Regions from separate parts of the Homo sapiens genome. Here region 2 is linked to region 1. Evidence: chromatin loops called from intact Hi-C (ENCODE). Cell type or tissue: psoas muscle. All regions are shown on one strand. Links, peaks and the distances in the headings refer to the core of each region. The heading gives the core; the rest is flanking DNA. Region 1 holds the start of LOC105372017 (a long non-coding RNA gene). Region 2 has its middle 14 kb from the start of GATA6-AS1.

Evidence for each region. Hi-C counts contacts between places; a loop is a spot of excess contacts. Peaks named below come from ENCODE experiments on the same cell type or tissue, not always from the same donor. Only the 100,000 strongest peaks of a DNase experiment are listed, where the experiment ranks them.
Region 2: it touches region 1 in a loop (5-fold over the local background); 5 of 110 quality-filtered maps call a loop at or near these places.

The regions. Positions count from the first base shown.
Region 1 is chr18:22,211,813-22,217,192 of GRCh38, forward strand. It overlaps LOC105372017 (a long non-coding RNA gene), which reads left to right and starts at 4,087. Exons shown (of 3, transcript XR_935279.3): 1 at 4,087-4,219; 2 at 4,867-5,057. RefSeq lists an enhancer at 4,022-4,671. In psoas muscle, for the core only: no CTCF peak of the experiment used is centred there; no DNase peak of the experiment used is centred there.
Region 2 is chr18:22,151,778-22,157,157 of GRCh38, forward strand. No RefSeq gene overlaps it. Among named protein-coding and RNA genes, the nearest start is that of GATA6-AS1, 14 kb to the right of the region's middle. In psoas muscle, for the core only: no CTCF peak of the experiment used is centred there; no DNase peak of the experiment used is centred there; H3K27me3 peaks cover 4,137 bases.

The DNA of each region.
Region 1 (5,380 bases), core at 219-5,218:
AAAAGGAGGGTGACATAATCTGCCTCGTATGCCAGTCTTCAGCCTTGAAGCCTTATTCAACTTCTGCTTTTTGAGGGTAGGGGCAGAGTTTGTACCCTGGAACATGATGCTAGCATAGTGCCTTTCACAAGATGGGCACTCACTAATTTATCTGCTTTCCACTTCCCATTTTCAGCCTAGAGTCACACCATTCATTCATGCTCCATGTGTTAGGGTTCTCCAGGGAAACAGAACCAATAGGATATATACATATATAATCCATATATTGGATTTTTGATTTTATATATATCCTTGAATATATATATATATATATATATATACATATATAGAGAGAGAGAGAGAGAGAGAGAGAGAGAGAGACAGAGACAGAGACAGACAGACAGAGAGAGAGAGACAGAGAGACAGAGAGAGATTTGTTTTAAGAAATTGGCTCATGTGATTGTGAGGGCTGGCAAGTCTGAAATCTGTAGAGCAGGCCAGTAAGCTGGTGACTCAGGTGAGAACTGATGTTGGTCTTGAGTCTGAATTCCACAGGGCAGGAGTCTGGAAATGCAGGCAGGGTTTTTATGATGCAGTCTTGAAAATAATTCCCTTTTTTTTTGAGACTGAGTCTCACTCTGTCACCCAGGTTGGAGTGCAGTGGCTTGATCTCGGCTCACTGTAACCTCCACCTCCTGGGTTCAAGTGATCCTCCTGCCTCAGCCTCCCGAGTAGCTGGGATTACAGGTACCTGCCACCATGCCTGGGTGATTTTTGCATGCGGTTTCACCATGTTGGCCAGGCAGGGAAAAGAATTTCTTCTGGGGGAAACTTCAATCTTTACTCTTTTAGGACCTTCTACTGATTGGGTGAGGCCCACATACATGATGGAGGACAATCTGCTTCAAGTCCACTGATTTCAGTGTTAGTCCCATCTAAAAAATACCTTCACAGTGACATCCAGACTGGTGTTTGATTTTTTTTTTGTTTAAAGTGGAGGTCTTGCTCTGTTGCCCAGGCCGGAGTACAGTGGTACCATCGTAATTCAATGTAGCTTCAATTCCTGGGCTCAGGGATCTTCTGCTTCAGCCTCTTAAGTAGCTCTTAAGTACAGGCCTGTGCTGCCATGCTCAGCTAATTTTTTTTTTGTTGTTGTTGAGACAGAGTCTTGCTCTGTCACCCAGGCTGGAGTGCAGTGGTGGGATCTCGGCTCACTGCAACCTCTGCCTCCCAGATTCAAGTGATTCCCCTGCCTCAGCCTCCCAAGTAGCTGGGACTACAGGTGTGCACTAGCATGCCTGGCTAATTTTTTTTTTAATTTTTAGTAGAGACAGGGTTTCACCATGTTGATCAGACTGGTCTCGGACTCCTGGCCTGAAGTGATCTGCCCACCTCAGTGTCCCAAAGTGCTGGGATTACAGGCATGAGCCACCACATCCGGCCTAATTTGTTTTGTTTTGAGACTCAGTCTTGTTAGGTTGCCCAGACTGGTATCTAATTCTTCAAGCCATTCTCCCACCTCAGCCTCCCAAAGTGCTGGGATTACAGGCTTGAGCCACTGCACCAAGCTGTGGTGTTTGATCAAGCAACTAGGCACCAGAGCCTAGCTAGGCTGACACATAAAATTAACTATCGCTCTCCACACGCTTGGCCACTGATCCTTAGCAACTGGGCCTCAGTCCAAAGTTAGAGAGCTTAACTGAAGAGGACATTGTGATGATGAAGCTTGCCGGGGGCCATAGGGATCTCTGTTAGAACTCCCTCAGGATCGGAATTCTATGTTATTGCTGGAGGCCTCTCTGAGGGTTCTTGGGGAAGTTATGTAGAAGGTGCCTCTGCTGAAGTCCTGGAGCTGACCACTCCCACCGGCTTGGCTCTGGGCTCAGCTCTGTCATGGTTGAACTGTATGACCCTGGGCAAGTCATGGGCTCTTCTGGGCCTCAGTTTACTGTCTATAAATAGGGACATTTGGACTTGATGTACCTGAAGTTCCCTTCTTGCTTTTAAACAGCTTCTCAGCTCCTTTTGTTTTACCACTAGCTTTGCAGAGACTTGTTAGGAATTTACAGCTTGTGATTGCTTCACTTTTTTGGAAATGGCTCTATGGTTTCAAACAACATTAACTTTAAAAAATTAACAATGCTGAGCGTGGTGGTTCACACCTGTAATCCCAGCACTTTGGGAAGCTGAGGCAGGTGGATCACCGGAGGTCAGGAGTTCGAGACCAGCCTGGCCAACATGGTGAAACCCCATCTCTACTAAAATACAAAAATTAGCTGGGCGTGGTAGCACATGCCTGTAGTTCCAGCTACGGGGGAGGACAAGGCAGGAGAATCACATGAACCCAGGAGGCGGAGGTTGCAGTGAGCTGAGATTGCGCCACTGCACTCCAGCCTGGGAGACAGAGTGAGACTCCATCTCAAAAAAAAAAAAAAAAAAAAAAAAGAAAAGAAAAGAAATTGACATCATGTGTTTACTGACTAGATGCTTTTTTTTCTTTTAATCACTGCGATGTCATTCATCTAGTGAGCGCTCAATACATGTTTTTTTGGATTAAAACATATTTTAAAAATTTATATATCATTAAAAAGACATTTGCACTACAGAAGCTCCTGGGTGATGATAGGTAGACCCACCCTCTCCATTAACTATCTTGTAGTTTAGAGGACTCCAGAGTATATTGGAAAGAACCAAGGCTTTGCAATAATACAGACCTGGACTTAAATCCTGAATTTTCTACTTGTCAGCTGTGCAACCGTGGTCATAATTCTTAATTTCTCTGAGACTCAGTTTATTTATCTGTAGAATTGGAGTAATGGGATATCTCCCAGAGTTGTTAAATGACATGTATGTGAACTGCCAAGCATACGGCTTAATAGAGTAAACTTGAAATAAAAATGAGGTATTTTTTGTTCTCTTCCCTTGGACTGTGTGTGGAGTCCTGGAGCACTGTAATGCCACTAGGAAGTTTGAGGCAAGAGGCTCTCTTCCAGCGATGTCAAGAAACTTATTGCTTTTTTTTTTTTTTAATCACATCAGATGGATGTGATTACCATCTGAGTGTGTCCCATCCAACAGAACGGGGTTAGGCTGTGAAGTGCTTTGCTTTTAAAACAGACAGTCCTGTACTCTAGGAATCAACAGTGCTTCCCTTTCAGGAAGAAGTGATGAATCATTACAGGAAATATTGTGTTTTTTTTTCCCCTCAAGTATCTTACCAATGAAAGTTATTAAAAATAGAAGCTTCGGTTGAGAACAACTTTGGGAGGAGTCAGAGTGGAGATGAATTTACTAGGGTTGAAGTCAACATCTTTGAGTGAGTTAATCTGGAGTTTTAATCCCTGTCACTGTCTCTCCAAGGACTCAAATCTTGGATCTTGAAAAAAAATTAATTGAAATGCTACTTGATTTCAAAAGACTTAGAATACCACTAATGATAGAAATAATGGTAACTTCTAAATAAGTAACCAAAATAGGCCTCTATTGGTAGCTGAGAAAAGCTCTTCCAGCTGCGGAAGACAGCGTGCGGCAGCGTGGGTGCTGGCGGAGACACTGATTTGATTGTGGCCATGATCATACCACGTATACGTACATCAAATCATCATGTGGTACATCTTGAATTAGTCAATCTTTATTTGTCAATTAAATATTTTTTAATTAAAAAAAAAGCAGACCGGTCGTGGTGGCTCTTGCCTGTAATCCCAACACTTTGGGAGGCAGAGGCTGGCGGATTGCCTGAGGTTGAAAGTTCGAGACCAGCCTGGCCAGCATGGTGAAACCCTGTCTCTACTAAAAATACAAAAAGCTAGCCAGGCGTGGTGGCAGGCTCCTGTAATCCCAGCTACTCGGGAAGCTGAGGCAGGAGAATTGCTTGAACCCAGGAGGCGGAGGTTGCCGTGAGCCGAGATCGCGCCATTGCACTCCAACCTTGGCAACAGAGCGAGACTCTGTCTCAAAACAAAACAAACAAACAACAACAACAAACAAAAAAACCACCACCACCACCACAACAAAACAAACAAAAAAAATGCAAGCCGAGTGTGGTGGCTCACGTCTATAATCCCAAGGAGGCTAAGGCAGGAGGACTGTTTGAGCCCAGGAGTTCAAGGCTAGTCTGGGCATCAGAGAGAGACCCCATCTCTGATTTGAATGAATGAATAAATAAAGAGGAGAAGACAGCAGAGGAGGTGGCTATGTTGCTCAGGAGGTGAGACTGACCCACATCTGCCCTCCAGCAGCGGTAAGCCCAAGGGAGGGTCTGACCATCCTTTTTACAACATCATTTGTGCTGGAGCAGAAAGTACTCACTCTGTCATTTCTCTGGGTTTCATTCAAACCCTCAATGGCTGTTAATCACCATTAACCAGTTCCTTTAAACTGCTTTGCATTTCAAAGAAGATGGGTTCTCTAACTTATTCTTTCCTTCAATTATGGCTGGCTGGAGGTTACTTTACTACCATCTACATTCTTTTTTCTTTTTATCTATTTACTTTTTTGCCTATGACATAGCCTCAGGAGGTCCTGAGTACGTGTGCCCCTCTTTGTTTTATTATTATTACTTTGTTAAACAGTGTCTTGTTCTGTCATCCAGGCTGGAGTGCAGTGATGTGATTAAGGCTCACTGCAGCCTTGACCTGCCTGCCGCAAACCATCCTCCCATCTCAGCCTCCCAAGTAGCTGGGACTACAGATGTGCACCATGATGCCCAGCTAATTTTTAATTTTTTTGTAGAGACGGGATCTTGCTATGTAGCCCAGGCTGGTCTCAAACTCCTGGACTCAAGGGACCCTCCCACCTTAGCCTCCCAAAATGCTGAGATTACAGACATAAGCCACCGTGCCTGGCCTCTACATGCTATTTTAATTGATACTCCCCAAATACCTGCAGCTGGCACTTGGTGGCATGCATGATCTCAGCCCCATCTCCTCTGAGCGGATTCCTCCACAGCAGCTGGGCTCACGCAGCCACTTGTCTCAGCTCCACCTTCTCATGGACTCAACAAAGCTGTTTCCAGCAGGGCTGATTTTAACCAAGGGCTGGGGGTCTCGGGTTCCTGCTCTTCTTTTCCAGAGTGGAAGGTGAGTTTGTTTTTTGCCTTACTCGGGGCCTTTTCCCTGCACTGGATGCTTCCTTACCTGTCAAGCCCAAGCAGCTTTTAGAACTGATTGCTGACATTTGTGTTGAGAGAAGAGAGAATGAAAAAGAGCGGGCTGCGCGTTGTGGCTCACGCCTGTAATCCTAGTACTTTGGGAGGCCGAGGCGGGTGGATCACTTCAGGTCAGGAGTTCAAGACCAGCCTGGCCAACATGGTGAAACCCTGTCTCTACTAAAAATACAAAAATTAGCCGGAAATCGCTTGAACCCGGGAGGCAGAGGTTGCACTGAGCCGAGATCGTGCCAC
Region 2 (5,380 bases), core at 247-5,246, 60 kb before region 1:
AATACCCTTACAATAATAGCCCCTTTAAGAACCAATTGTACAATGCCTGGGATTAGAAAATTTCCACAGGCTACAGTAAGGATTTGTTTATATTTGGATAATTGGATCAGAAAATGACTCCAAAGATATCATTTGATCATCAACTCTATTCAATATGGAATCCTCCCAAAAACTGATGTTCAAACTTTCTGACTTAGAATTCTATTTAGGAGGATGTGAGAGAAAAAAAAGTTGAAATGTAAAAAGCCATCTAAAGAGATCATTGTCTTTAGTGTGGAATGGTATGCTATGGATAATGCTGGAATGTATGCTTTGGGCTTGGAGAATTATCTAAAACCTTGAGCAACAACTTGTTCAACCAGCATTTACTGATTTCTGTGTGCTGGACACTGCGTCGAGGGGAATAAAAAGATGAACGAGACGTAATCGGCCCTCCTTAGATCTCACAGACTCAGGGAGCAAATGGCGCAGCAATGATGAGTGGAATGTCTGAGTCTTACCCCAATTGTATGACTGGTTTTCAGCACTTGGCTAGTTCCCCGCTTCTGTTCCCTCACCCATAAAGTGAAGAGATAGAATAATGAAGAGATGGTCCTCTCGGGCTGGTCAGGCGGTCACGTGGGCTGGAGAACTGGAGTGACCAGCTCTGTGGTTAAGCCTCTGAACTCTTCAGGTCTCACTTTCTTCATTTCACCCTCAGATAGTAACAGTGCCCACCTTGCAGTGCTGTTATGGGAATTACATTGAGACAATCCACATGGAGAGCTTGGCTCACAGAAAGCACTGGGGAGATGTTAGCTGCTATTAGTACTGTTCCTAGGTATGCAGAGGAACATTTCCATATTTGAAATTATTGGCACATTTGTCATTGTGTAGACAGCACATTGGAAGGCAGATAAAATGTTTCACTTTTATGTTTTATTATTATTTTTAAGATAGAGTCTCTTCTGTCACCCAGGATGGAGTGCAGTGGTGCGATCTCAGCTCTGCAACCTCTGCCTCCCAGGTTCAAGTGATTCTTCTGCCTCAGCCTCCCGAGTATCTGGGATTACAGGCGCCTGTCACCAGGCCCTGCTAATTTTTGTATTTTTAGTAGGGATGGGGTTTCACCATGTTGGCCAGGCTGGTCTCGAACTCCTGACTTCAAGTGATCCATCCGCCTCAGCCTCCCAAAGTGCTGGAATTACAGGCATGACCACTGTACCCGGCCTGTTTTCACTTTTAAATCAGAAGGTTTGACATCATGGAATCACTGTCTAATGCTGATCCCACATTTTGGTTATCATAAATTATTATTATTGTTACTATTATTGAGACGAAGTCTCCCTCTGTCGCCCAGGCTGGAGTGCAGTGGCGCAATCTTGGCTCACTGCAACCTCCGCCTCCTGGGTTCAAGCGATTCTTCTGCCTCAGCCTCCCGAGTAGCTGGGACTACAGGCGTGTGCCACCACGCCCAGCTAATTTTAGCATTTTTAGTAGAGACGAGGTTTCACCATATTGGCCAGGCTGGTCTCGAACTCCTGACCTCGTGATCTGCCCACCTCGCCCTCCTGAAGTGCTGGGATTATAGGCATGAGCCACCATGCCCAGTCTATCATAGATTATTTAAAAAGGGCAGAGAGACTAAATAGATGTGATCCTCATTATTGGCAGATTTGATATTTGCAAATTTGCATACTCAATAATGTTTATTGGTAATCCCTAAATCAATACTCATGGTGCTTTCCTGGTCATTCTCAGATATGTACAGAGCAGTAAAAAATCTGAGTTGTTCAACATGCTTGTTCCCAGCTGAGGTTGAACAGGACTATGTTCTGCCTTGTTTCAGCGCTCATACTGTAAACAAGTGTCCTTTCAAAGTCTCTGTAGTGCCACGTTTTTCACATTTTTGTGCCTTTTGTTGGTGATTTTGCCATTTGAAATGGCCTCTGAGCATAGTATGAAAGTGCTGTCTAGTGTTCCTAAGTGCAAGAAAGCTATAATGTGCCTTACCCAGAAAATATATGTGTTAGAGAAGCTTCATTCAGGCATGAGTTACGGTGCTATTGGCTGTGAATTCAATGTTAATGAATCAACACTACATATGAAATAAGGTGTCTTTAAACAGAAACACACATAAAACAAGGTTGATGAAAACATTGTGACCAGAGGCTCATAGAAACTTAACCCTTTATTTCCCCTGGGGGCAATGGCTCAGTACCCACCAATTGAGTGTTTGTGGTAACTTTATAGCACATAGCTATCATTAATAATAACAATCAATTGCATGCATGTACGTATGTGTATACATATATATAAATGTATGTGTGCATACGAATGTATATATATACACTTAGGTATTATTTTTTGTTTTTACAAAATTGCTGATAAATTTGTCAGAGAGTGCATGAATGGGGCTCTTTTGAATTGAGAGTCAGACTTGTGAGTTGGACTTTCTGGAACAAGGCCAGTATGTTGGGGGCCGGGAATCACATTTATAAAGAGATTATTTTAAGTTGTCCTTGCAGTAAATAATTTTAATACTAGCTGCTCTCTGAGTAGTGGCAAGAAGAGGAAATTGATCTTGTCCTAGTCCCTATTTTGAGAGATTGGTCTCTAAAGCCTCTCATTGCTGCAAGGAAAATCCTAGATTTAACAGATGGATTGGATGAAAAAGAAGAATCCATAGCATGACTTTGAAAGTCTTAGGCATAAAAGATATGACAGTACCTGGACTCTAGAACCAGGTTGCTTGTATTTGAAGTTAATCTCTGTCATTTAACGAGCTGAGTGACCTTGGGGAATTTTCTTAGCCTCTCTGTGCCTCCCCTGTAAAATGTGTACCTACCTTATAGAGTTAGGAAGACAAAACGCAAAAGCTCTCAGCACAATGCCTGGTACGAGGCATGTGCTAGTCCAATATTAACTCTTATTAACATTAGTAATCTTCAAAGCTTCCCTCAATCTCAATCATAGGACCATGAATTCACTCAGTAGACACTGACTGATCATGTTCTACGTCTTAACAACTTGGTAAGCTAATAGCTGACTATAGATATATGTAGATAATTTTGTGGATCTGTGGATATATAGATATTTTAAACTCTCCTATGCAGTTACTCCAAGGAAGAGACTGTCAACAATGGATGATACAGTTTCTCATTTTTTGCTTTGCCCAGGGAGCCAGCGGGGAGTGCCATTGGTGAAGGCAGACATACCATCCACTGTGTGGGTGAAGGAAACTCTGGCCAGCAGAGATCCAGGAGGAGGCACCCAGCAATGGAATGCAAGGCACCAGGGATTCTGTGCAGGAGCAGCAAGAGTATCTCCTGGGGAGCCTGGGAGGTTCTGAGCCCTGGACTGAAGGGCAGCCTGAAACCTCAAGAGACCACAGTAATATTACCATCTCCATCAGAACTAACCCTTGCTAAATGCTGATGTGCACAGGGCCCGGTGCCAGGTGCTGCCTATCAGAAATCTGAGCTACCTATTTGCAAAAACCTTCATAGTATTGATTGCTGCTGGCTGTGGAGATAGCAAGGGGGAAATGACCAAAGAGGTTAACACAAGGGCTTCGGAGATATTGATAATGTCTTTTTAAAATTATTATTATTATTTTAAAAGTTTCTGAAATAGAGAAGGGGTCTTGCTATGTTGCCCAGGCTGGTCTTGAACTCCCGAGCTCAAGCCATCTGCCTGCCGTGGCCTCTCAAAGTGCTAGGATTGTAGGCGTGAGCCACCATGCCTAGCCGATATTGATAATGTTTTATTTCTTAAGCTGGATAATACCCGCACTGGGTTTTGTTTCAGTATTCTCATAGCCCACACACATATATATTAGATATACCCTTATAAGTGTACATATTTATAAGTATATGTTTTGGCTGCAAAGATAAATACCAAAATTACAGTGACTTAAACAAGTTAAAGTTATTTATCTTTCATGGAACAGTCTGAGACTAAGTGATCTTTTTCTAAAGCTCTATGATGTCACAGACTGACACCCTCTACTGCAACTTTGTGCAATATGTGGCTTCTGTCTCATTGTGGCTGATCCAGTGCCTGCCATCACGTCTAAATTCTAGCCAGTAGTTTGAGCAAAGGTTAGAGGAAAAGCATGTTTCTTTGCTTTTAAGAGAATGACCCAGAAGTTATTTATTTATTTATTTATTTTTTTGGAGGCAAGAGTCTCACTCCGTCACCCAGGCTAGAGTGCAGTGGTATGATTTCAGCTCACTGCAATCTCCGCTTCCCAGTTTCAAGTGATTCTCGTGCCTCAGCCTCTGGAGTAGCTGGGATTACAGGTGCATGCCACCATGCGCAGCTAATTTTTGTATTTTTAGTAGAGACAGGTTTCTTCATGTTGGCCAGGCTGATATCGAACTCCTGGCTTCAAGTGATCCACTGGCCTCGGCCTCCCAAAGTGCTGGGATTGCAGTCGTGAGCCACCGCACCTGGCCCAGAAGTTACAATTCTATCTCACATCCCACTGTCTAGAACCTGGTCTCTTAGCCCCCCTTAATTGCAAAAAAATCTGAGAAATGTAGTTTTTAGCTGGGCAACAACTGATAGAGCTAAAACATCTTTTCCTGTATAAAAAGGAGGGGCCGGGCATGGTGGCTTATGCCTGTAATCCCAGCACTTTGAGAGGCCGAGGCGGGTGAATCACAAGGTCAGGAGATCGAGACCAGCCATGGTCAACATGGTGAAACCCTGTCTCTACTAAAAATACAAAAATTAGCTGGGCGTGGTGGTGGGCACCTTGAATCCCAGCTACTCAGGAGGCTGAGGCAGAAGAATCGCTTCAACCCAGGAGGCAGAGGTTGCACTGAGCTGACATCATGCCACAGTACTCAGGTCTGTGACAGAGCGAGACTCCATCCCAAAAAATAAAATAAAAAGGAGAGCAAATATTAGAGGGCAGAGAGCAGCCTCTGCTACAAATATATAAAAATATATAGGTGATTAATTTAAAGAGCTGAAAGTAAAAACTATACTTCCCAGTGCATTAACTATGAACTTATTTATTTAAAAATCATTATAGGCTTGCCCTGGCACAGTGGCTCACACCTGTAATCCCAGCAGTTTGGGAGGCCAAGGCGGACGGATCACCTGAGGTCAGGAATTCAAGACCAACTTGGGCAACATGGTGAAACCTCGTTTCTACTAAAAATACAAAAAAAAATTAGCCAGGCAGGGAGGTGCATGCTTGTAATCCCAGCTACTCTGGAGACTGAGGCATGAGAATCGTTTGAACCCGGGAGGCAGGGGTTTCATTGAGCCGAGATCCCACCATTGCACTCCAGCCTGGGTGACAGAGCAAGACCCCATCTCAAAAAAAAAAAAAAAAAAATTATAGTCTTAAAGGAGAGTCAATAGAGAACAGAGAAGCAAACTATAA